Regions from separate parts of the Homo sapiens genome. Here region 2 is linked to region 1. Evidence: chromatin loops called from intact Hi-C (ENCODE). Cell type or tissue: ascending aorta. All regions are shown on one strand. Each heading gives the region's core, and the rest is flanking DNA. Links, peaks and the distances in the headings are about the cores only. Region 1 overlaps LOC105370003 (a long non-coding RNA gene). Region 2 overlaps LOC105370003 (a long non-coding RNA gene).

Evidence for each region. Peaks named below come from ENCODE experiments on the same cell type or tissue, not always from the same donor. Only the 100,000 strongest peaks of a DNase experiment are listed, where the experiment ranks them.
Region 2: it touches region 1 in a loop (4-fold over the local background); 2 of 110 quality-filtered maps call a loop at or near these places.

Annotation. Positions count from the first base shown.
Region 1 is chr12:115,707,210-115,712,590 of GRCh38, forward strand. All of the region lies in intron 1 of LOC105370003 (a long non-coding RNA gene), which reads right to left. Among named protein-coding and RNA genes, the nearest start is that of LINC02463, 180 kb to the right of the region's middle. RefSeq lists an enhancer at 2,995-3,289. In ascending aorta, for the core only: no CTCF peak of the experiment used is centred there; DNase peaks (open chromatin) are centred at 2,682 and 3,152; H3K4me3 peaks cover 921 bases; H3K27ac peaks cover 1,003 bases.
Region 2 is chr12:115,655,149-115,660,529 of GRCh38, forward strand. All of the region lies in intron 1 of LOC105370003 (a long non-coding RNA gene), which reads right to left. Among named protein-coding and RNA genes, the nearest start is that of LINC02463, 230 kb to the right of the region's middle. In ascending aorta, for the core only: no CTCF peak of the experiment used is centred there; a DNase peak (open chromatin) is centred at 2,163; H3K27ac peaks cover 3,969 bases.

The sequences.
Region 1 (5,381 bases), core at 325-5,324:
TGGAAATAATATTTGCCTCAATGACTCAATCTAATTTGGGATGATCAAGGCTATTATTGGGGATGCCAGGTGACAGTTACAAGTTGCTGTTTATCAATGTTTGAAGAGCCCCAACTTTGCCATTGACTTACTGTGTGGCCTGAGGCAAATCCTTGTTCCTTCTAGCCTCAGTTTTCCCTACTTTAAAGGATAGATTTAGACAATCTATAAAGGGCTGTCTGTTCTACATATCTAGAAGTACACAAGTACTTCTTAAGGATTCCCTAAGACTGTACTGGGTAACACTGTCATTGGCAAGCATGAGGAGGAACAGTATTTGCACGCACCGCAGGTGGTCTTATGAATTGGTACAACTTTTGTGGATGACATTTGGTCACTATGCAACAAAAACCTTTTAAAAATAGCACAAACATTTGGATTCGGGAAATGTCCCGTGCCAGAATACAAAGTTCAATGGTTCCTAAGAGAAAGCAAGTTTGCTTGGTCCCCGCAAAAAGGACATTTGGCAATATCTGGAGACACTGAAGGGGGTGCTACTGGCATCCAGTAAGTAGAGGCCAGGGATGCTGCTGAGTATCCTACAAAACGCAGGACAGTGCCCACAACCAAGAACCATCTGGCTCAAAATGTCAAGAGGGCCACAGTTGAGAAATCCTGGTAGAGATAAAGAACATTCCTCACCCCAGTATTGTTTCCAGAGATGTAAAATAAAATTACAAAAATTGAACCAAAATACCTTAGTGCAAAATAAGAAGGAATGCATTAAATAATGTGCATCACACACGAAAAAGATTCAATGCAGTTGTGAAAAAATGAGCAGTTCTGTGGCCAAGAGCCCAAGCTCTGGAGACAGACTGCTGCCTGGGTTCAAGTCTCACGTCAACCACTAAGTACATGAATGACTGGACAAGTCTCTTTACCTTTCTAAGTCTCAGTTTACTCATCTGAGAAATGAATATGGAAGCCCTGGCTCTCTCACAGGGTTGTTGGGAGACTCTAAACATCACATGGGTGAATCTGGCACATAGTAGGTTCAGTTCATTCCTGGCCTCTACATGCATTTGGGTTTGCAACCCCAGAAAATAACAGAAAACAGCCATTTCTACTGAGAGGAGCCGGAAGCCAGCTGAGCATGATGACTTCAGACTCTGCCATTGACACTGAACTATAGTTATGTGGCGAGAGCATGAGACGGAGGCTTGATTTCACATTTTCTTAGAGGTGCCCTGTGCTGAGTATCTGACATACATTATCTCATTTCCACCTCACGACAACCCTATGAGACAGATGTAAGCATCATCCCTACTTTACATGTGGAGAAACTGAGGCTCAGAGAGGTAGGTAAGCTGTCCAAGGTCACTCACTGATAAGGAAGTGGTGCTGGTGAGATTCCACACCAGGTCTGTCCGATGCTGAAGCGCAGGTCCTCAGCCCTACATTGGATGACATTCCTAAAAGGCTTATTGAACACAGGTTTAAACAGGCTCTCTATAGAAGAGTTTACCAAGTCACATCTGGATAGAGTGACTGATTCATTCCAAGACCTTTAGTCTTGAAAGTCTTTCATCCTGGGAAACCCGTCAGTCCTAGGTACACCAGGATGATGGTTAACTTTCCTTGGGGTCAAGATGATGGTTCCAGCTCTGATTCCCTCAATGCACCTAGGCCTGGTGAGGGAGAGTTTATGAGTATGAACGTGCAGCTTTTCTAGGACTTAGAAACTTCTCTGACATGGAGAAAATGAGGCAACAGAGAGAGAGGCAGAAGCGCTGGCCAAAGTGTCAAAAACTCTGGCTCTGCTACAAATTCACTGCTTAAACCTGGAATCCAGCCATGTGCTTCTCTTATCCACTAAAAATAAATGGGATGGGGTTAACTTTCTCTGAAAGTCTTTCATCTGTCATGCCAATATCTAGCCTTCCACTTATCCATCCATAATATAGTATTGTGGTTGGCTGCCCAGATTTGAATACCTGCTCTGACTTTCTAGCTGTGTAACCTTAGGTAAGTTATTCACCTCTTTGAGCTTCAGTCCCCTCATCTTTAAAGTAGAGATAAAAATGGGAATCCACTTCACAGTACACGGAAGCTATTTATAATGGGGCTTTGGCATTTGGAAAATGTTCTGTAAATATCGGTTGATATTATATCAATGCTCTTTGTAAACCAATTTGTTTCACTTAGTAAATATTAACTGAATACAGTAGATGTGACACCAGAGACAGAATGAACAAAATCCTCACAGCCCTTGCCTCTTTCACATGAAAAAGCCCAATTTCAAAATCCAGATGAATTAACGACCAACTCCTTCCCTTCTGAAGTTGAGATTAAAGAGAGTGAGAGAGGCAAAGAAAGAGGGAGAGGCCGAGCTCTCCCTAGTGCATGAGCCAAAACATACATCCTGCTCTGCATGGCCAGCCATAAATCCATTGCTCGGTGAGGGTTCTTCCCAGCTAGCATGGCGACCGTTCGGAATATGCAGTATTCCTCCACAACTGGCTGTAATTACCAGCCAGATAATTACCCAGCCAACCCACTTCCCTTGCATATCTCTCAGCAAGCAGGGAACAGCACAAGAAAAAAAAGAAAGAAAAAAAAAAAACCTTCCTCTGTTCTTGTGAGCCTCCGAGCCTCCTAGCTAGGCCAACTTCAGGAGGTCGCTGCCAAAAGCACTCCCTCGGGAATACACTGGGTTGCCGAGCTGAGCGTGCCAATGCCTTAAATTGTTTTATGTTTTTTGTCTCTATGAATTAGAAACCATTAAGAGAAGGCCACCCAAGGAAACCAAGCACAAAATATATTTGGTTACAGATGGATGGGAGAGGTTTGTTCTTGCTTTTTTTTTTTTGCCTTTTTCTTCCCCTGAAGAGAGCAAGTACAATTTTTTTTTCTTTTTTGCATGGCTGATACTTTTGGAGCCAGGATCTTGGAGCCCAAAGAGTGTAAAGAGCACATCCTCCTGGGTGTGGAGGAGATGTTTCTTCTATAAACATCCTTGCCAAAGCAGCTGGGCTTGGCCCCGGATACTCCTCTCATATACATAGTCAAGGCAACCTTGGGAAGCATGAAAATCCTGGTGAATCAGCTGCAAATACTGGCAAGGGAAAGATACACTGCTGAGGCGGTAGCTGCATCTGTATGAGCTTCTGCTCAGATCCCCAACCAGCACCACCCCCATGTGACCAATGACTCACCACCATTCCAATTCCCAGTTAAGCAAGTAGATTCTGGAGTAAGTAACCTGAGTGCAAAATCCTGCATCTTCCTCTTACCATGTGAGCAAGTTATGCAACCTCTCTGTGCCTCAGTTTTCTCATCTGTAAAATGGGGAGAATAAGGGTACTACCTCATGCGGTTGATGTCAGGATTAAATGAGGTGATGTTTAGCGAAGTACATAGCACCTGTATGTGACCAATAAGTGTTACCTACTATTAAAAGTTACTTAACTCCCCTGTTAAATGAGCTATAGCTCAGTTTGCATAGCATTAAAATGGGGATTCTTTGGGGGTTTCTTGTAAGGATTAATTTGATGACATTTTATAGATCTGATCCCAATTCCAAAATAAATATTTTGGGCCCAGAACTGTACTGAATAGTCTATGTACATTATCTTATTAGATCCTTATATTAATTTGGAAAACTCAGCATTATTTGTCTATTGAGAAAATTAAGCCTCAGATAAGTCATGAGTTTGAAATTTCTCTCATGCCAAATTTGTCAGATTAGAAAGATTAGATGTCTGATTGCACCTACAAAGACAGATGACGTAAAGTAAGGTTGGATGTAAGTAAGTCTCCCCCTAGGATGGGAGTGTACAAATGCTTATTAGGGATCATTCTTGCTTTTCTTTCCTTCCATATTCTCTGAACAAACCTTGTGTCTAATTTGGCTTCCTTGTCTCAGGATTGGGAAAGCCAAAATAGCAGACTTAAGTTTGTGATAAGAAAGAATAATTATGCACCATCAATTACCCAATTAGAGTCTGGTTGCTACCTCAGTCTTATGGAAATGTGGTGGAGATGTTATCACTTGCCCAGATTCTCATCAACTTGTTTACACTGATCAAATCAAGTTTCTGGGGTATATTAACCCCACAAACGAACTTCGGCCACCATCATTATCGCCACCATCACCATGAGATCTCTACCATTATCACCAACACCAATTCCACCATTACTATGATCTCCACCACCATTACTCCACACCACTTTCCACCATCACCATAACCATCGCCACAATCACTATCACCCCACCACCACTACTTTACTAATTCTACCACCATCAGAATCACCATCTCCTCCACAACCTCCACCTCCCTCACCAACATCATCATCACCATCTCTACCCACCACCACCATAGTATCTCCACCATCACCACCATCCCCACTACACTATGACCATCACCATCACCACCACAACCATCATCTCTACCACCATATCACCCCAGGAGTCCTTAGCTGAACAAAATCTAAATTTTGGAGACAAGAAAGAGTTTAATTTAGAAGTTGGGCAATTGGGTGCATTAGCAAGAGTACATCACACTCAGTGTGTGACCCCATACATCTTCCCCTGAAGTAGTGAGCTTTTCTTCCAATCCACAGCTCCCTTTGCATTATCTGAGCTTGAGCTTCAGCCAAACCAGATGTCAGTTAAAGACAATAGATAACAGATGCTACCCAGAAAGATGTCTACAGGAAGAACATGTGTCTTAGAGTGAAACATGGATTTGAACCTAGCTCTACCACTTACCATCTCAACACCCACAAGCAAGAGCCTAAACTCCTCTAACACTCAGTTTCCTCATCTGTAAAATATGGAAAATAATTCCTGCCTTAGCAGATTTGAGTTGCAATTACATGAGTACCATGGCCAAACACCATGTTTAGCATATATTAGACTCTCAATAAATACTTAATCATATTATTAAACCAAGATGTCTAAAGAGCCTTATTCTCTACACACTCCCACTGAATACAGTTTTATTAGAAGCAAAATAGCAGCTCACTATCCTGGAGCCAACAAGAAAGAAGTTAATTCTGGAGAAATTAAAACATTTGAAACATTTAAAATGAAGGTCTCTTGTTTTTATTGTAAAAGAAACATGCTGTAAATTACAACACAGTCAGATGTACAAAGGAGATGCACCTTATTAGAAATGCAATCTCCCAAGAAGGGGTCATTTGGTGTGATGGAGAACACACAAACTCACAGTGTAATTCATTTGAGTTGACAAGCCCAAACTGGTACAGGTTGAGTATTCCGTATCTGAAATGCTTGGAACCAGAAGCATTTTGGATTTTGAAATTTTCTTTAGATTTTGGAATATTTGTACTATGCTTACCAGTTCAGCATCCCTAATTTGAAAATCCAAAACCCAAAA
Region 2 (5,381 bases), core at 220-5,219, 52 kb before region 1:
TGTAAATGTGTTGAAGTTCCTTGTAGATTTTGGATATTACCACCATGGCACATGTGTACCTATGTAACAAACCTGCACGTTCTGCACATGTATCCCAGAACCTAAAGTATAATTTAAAAAATTAGAAAAATAAATGGACTGCTATACACAATTGTAGTATTACTTACTGTCTACAAGTTTGTGTGCTGCCTTTTTCAGTTAACACTCTCATTGTGATTGCCTCTCAGAAAAAATGACTTAATTTTTTTCTTCAAATTACATAGTCAATGTTACTTTAGAAAATATGAGCAGTATTTCTAAGAATACTGAACAAAGTAAGTTACCCAAAACCTCCGCATCCTAAGATAGTTACCATTAGCATTTGGGGAATGGTTTTTCATGCATCTCTTTATGCGTTTTATGCTGCTTTTAAAAATCCAACCTCATGTTTGGATCAGCTGTAAATTGGTGGAATTTGGTCCCAGCTATGGCACTTGGATATGTGATTTAACCTTTCTGGGCCTTGGTACCTTCATCTATAAAAGAGTACATTCACTTTCTGGGGCTGCTATAAGAAATTGCCACAAACTGGGTGGCTTAAAACAACAGAAATCTGTTCTCTTTCAGTTCTGGAAGCCAAAAAAGTCCTAAATCAAGTTGAAAGTCGGGGCTTTTCCAGAGGAGGAGGCTCCAGAGGCTCTGAAGGAGGATCTGTTTTGCACCTCTCTCCTAGCTTCTGGTGACCGCTGGCAACCCCTAGAGTTCCTTAGCTTCTAGACACATCACTCCAGTCTCTGCCTCTGTCTTCGCATGGCCTTCACCTCCATGTCTGTGTCTTCTCTTCTTATAAAGACACTCATCATTGGATTTAGAGCTTGTTCAGATAATCCAGAATGATCTCATCTCAAGATCCCTAATTTAATTACATCTGCAAAGACTCTTTTAAAATAAGCAAACATTCACAGGTTCCGGGTGGATATATCTTTTTTGCAGGGGGTTGGGGGCACCATTTGACCTCCTGCAAATGGAGATAAGAATAGTTGCCTCCAATAGCTACTTTGACAAACAAGTTGGATGCGATAATGCATATGCAATTCCTGGCATATGATTAATGATCAATGAATGCTGTGTATTAATAATCTTATCTGAAGGAGGACATTGCTCCTTCAGCTCCTTTCTGGAGGAATAAAGTAAGATATAAATAAACAAACACAAATGAATAATTCTGAAGTTCAGATGGGTGCCAAAAATGTAATTTTCTTGGTTCTCTGTGAGCTTTCTCTAGTGTTTTAAAGTAGAGAGTTTTCATATATGTAGGCTCTAATTTTTTTCTATAAATTTCCTTTAGCTTTTCTCTTCATTCTGGCTTTTCTTCCTTCTGTCACAGCTCAGTGGGTTGGCCATTTTACCCAGAAAAAAAATAAAGCTTCAGAAAGTATAATAGATTCAATCAAATCAGTTAGATGAATTACATTTTACTTAGAATGAAAAACCTACCATTCATTTCAACATGTAGCTTTTCATGCTTTCATGACATTGAGGTTAAATAGAAATTCTTTACAGCTTCGTTATTTCAAAGCATAGGGTTGTTCTGATTTTTTTAAACCTGATAAATGAAAATCAAGACTTATGAAAGAGCAGAGAAAAAGAAAGCAACTGTTCACAAAAAGATTTGTCCTTGACCAAAAGATGCTCCTAGTGCATTTTTGATGACTTGGCCTACAAGAAGTGAGTAACAATAGAGTGAGAAAAGTAATTGAGAGGCCAGAGAAGCGGGTTTTATTCTGGGATATATTACTCTCTACCAGTGTAGCATGTTGGTAAAGTGACCTCTCTGTCCCTTTGTTTCCCTCTTATAGAATAAGGGAGGGTTGGAAGGGGTTACCACTGAGGTCTCTTTCAGCTCTGATCTTCTAGAGCTCATAAGTCAAATGTTAACATTGCTCAAATCAAAAAGTTAACTTGAATCCCTTCATCAGTGGCTAAGGGAGCATTAGAATTGAGTTCAGTAAGTTTTCTGCACTCAAAATATATAATGGCATTTGTTGACTTGGAAACTTCCAGGTCTTTTGATCTAAGAACAGGGCGTTCTGGAGTGAATGAGCAAGACAGGAAATCAACCACCTCACACATGAAGCTGAATAACAGTCTTGAGACAACACATTCAGACTTGTCCCGAGGCTCTGTGCCCACTTGTCCAGTGGCAGAACCCGAGGTGAAAGTCCACGAGGAAAATAGGAGGAAGGACATTCGTGGATAGAAGATCTGGCTTTCCACATGAAGGAGGAATAGCTCAGGCAAGGACTGGATTTTAAAATTCCTGGTCCCTCCCACCAAGTCTTATAACAGAATGGTGTTTGGTGAGCACTCAGCTGACTCACTGACTGCCAGTTGTTCAGGAGGGGTAAGGGAGCAGAGGGGAGGGTATCTCCTGGAGAGCACTGGCCACCAAAGGAAGCTCCATGAATTCAGGGGGCAGGAGAAAATGTGGAGAGGAGATGGTTCCATTGTGGATCTGCCTGCCTGGCCCCCACACCCTGTTACCCCACAATCAGCCACCGACTTCATTCATTCTGGGCCTTTGTTTCATCACAGTCATCATCTTCATCACCCTCTTCCTCCTCTTCTCCTCCTCTCCTCCTCTTCCCCTCCTCCTCATCCTCCTTCTTCTTCCTCCTCCCCTCCTCCTCCTTCTTCCTCGTCCTCCTTCTTCTTCCTCCTCCTCTTCCTTTTCTCCTCCTCTTCCTCCTCCTCTTCTTCTCCTTCTTCTTCTTCCTTCTCTTCTTCTTCCTCCTCCTCCATCTTCCCCCCTCCTCCTCATTACTATCATCATCATCACCATTTCTTCCAGTGTTTATTCTATATATTTCTGCCAATATGCTAAGTACTTAACAACTGTACATGTACTTTCTCTTAACCATCACAGCAATTTAAGGAGGTGATCACTACTCACTACTTGTCCTGGTCTGGTTTCCTCCCCCAGAACAGGTCTTGAGATAAGGATTTGTGTGTAAGTGGTTTATTTGGGGATAACCCCAGGAAGTCTTGGAGGGAATAAAAGGCAGGAGCGCAGATATAAAGGGTGCCTTGCTGAGCAGTTACCATGGTGGGTAACTGGGGCCTGGTCTTGCCATGGGCCCCTGAAGGGCTGTGAGAACACACCTCAGAGTTGGCCCAGGGAGGAAATGGGGTGGATAAATAAGGGGTATTTATTTACCACACCCCATTCCTCATTGGTTGACATTGCTTCTGGGGGCATCAACTCTCTGATACTTCTGACCATCCTGGGCTGAGCACATATCTGCAGTCAGACAGCCCTTAGACAGAGGACTAAATGTCAGTGTTTTGGCAACTGTCAATCTAAGCTGTAGTTGGCTTGAGAGGTTAGAGGGGGCACAGGGTTATAGGCAGGGCACCAAATAGCATCTATATGATTATTATTCCAATCTTAGAGGAGAAGAAATAAAAGCTTAGAGAGGTGAAGTAACTGATTTAGATCACAGAGCCCATAATGGTGGAGCTGGGATTGAACCTGGGTCTATGGATTCAAGAACCTGAGCTATTAATTCCAATGCTCCCCAGCCCCATCCATTAAAGGTGGGAATTAGTTCTAAACTGCCTTCCACCTACACCTCACCATCTCTGGTTCCAGCTAACAAGGTTTAGAGTTGAGGGAGAGGAGTTTTTACATTCATGTCTGTCACCCCTCTCTGCTGTCTCTAGGACAAGTTCAGTAGAGAGGTGGGAGGGGGTTCAAACATGAGGCTGGTGTCCCTGGCAATCATGAAACTTCCACCTTCCACATCAGCTGGCTGTTCATCCCTCTCCCACACCAATCAATGAGGCTTGAGGCTCTGAAAGTTTGGAGAAATCATTTAAACATTCTGACCCTCAGCTTCCTCATCTAGACTGTGGAAGAAATGATGAGTACCTACTTCATAAGGTTGTTGACAGAATTAAATGAGATAATGAATAATAAGAGCTTAGCATAGCATCTGGCATATAATAAGTGCTTGTTAGTTTATTATTTCTATCATGCATTATTAATTATTATAATTACCTGGGAATCTGATCTTCCACCTACAAATACTTTGTTTCTAAAATGAAAATCAGGACATTACCTGTGACAGAGTCTAACAACAAAAGGCAATAAGGAAAATAAGACAAATTCACACTTAATTTCCCTTGATGGTCTACCATACCGGGGAAGCTACAAGCTGACCTGTATATGCGTCTTTATGGAAGGGGAGAAGGATGTGTGTGGAAGCCTACAGCCATCTGGCCAGGCCCCTCTGTTGCCTGATGTCAACGTTTGACTTGTTATGGCCCTGTGATGGCCCTGCTTTTCTCCTTGCCCCCATAAATTCTGTTCTCAAGGCAGCAGCCACCAGAGTAGTCCTGTTAAAACATTAAGGCAGATCCTATCACACTTCTGTTCAAAATAAAACAATGGTTTCCTTTCCTCCCAGAGAACAGCTAAGCCTTGACGACGGCCACAAAAGCCTCCATGCTGCAGAGTCTGAACACTTCCTTTATCTCCTGCCTCCCCTCTGGGCCCTGTCTCCAGCTCCCCCCACTCCATACTGATTCCCTTGGTTGTTTTGACAGCCCAGTGCATACCCAGGGTATTTCCACTGGCTGTTGTCTCCTTCTGGGATCTTCTTCCTCCATAACCAAATGGCTTACTTCGTTGCCTCCTTCAAGTCTTTGTCAGATGTCACCTTCTCAATAAGGACTTCCCCAACCACACCATTTAAATTACAACAATCTCCCATCCCCATCGCACCAGTGAGACTCAACTCCCCTTCACCTACTCTATATATGTATTGACCATCAACAGACTATCATTTACCTATTTAGTATTAAATAGTTCACAGTTTACAGTCTTGTCTCTGTCCCTATAGAACTGTTCTCCCTTTAGAACAGTTATTCTTGCTCCCTATAGAATGGCATCTGCAGACATATCTTGGGGGCAAAAAGAGTAATTTTTTGCTCTACTGGAATCTAGTAGGTAGAGGCCAGTGACACTGCTACACATCCCACAATGCACAGGACAGCCCCCACGACAAAAAATTCTCCAGCCCAAAATGTCAGTAGTGCTGAGGTTGAGGAATTGTGCTATAGAATGAAACTTCCCAAGGACAGGGCTTTTTGGTTGATTTTCTACATTTTGCTATATTTCAGCATCTAGAACAGGACCTGGAACATAGTAATCACTCAATAAATATTTGGGGGATGAATCATCCTTAGAAACGGTCCCCAGAGGGAAGACTTTCAGAGTCTGGAGATCTCAAAAACATGCAAAATTCCTTTTAAAATCAGCAGCAGAACAAATACACGGACACGGATCGGACAGTGGGAAAGACCCAGTTCCTTGTTTGTAAAGGAATCGTTTCCACCGG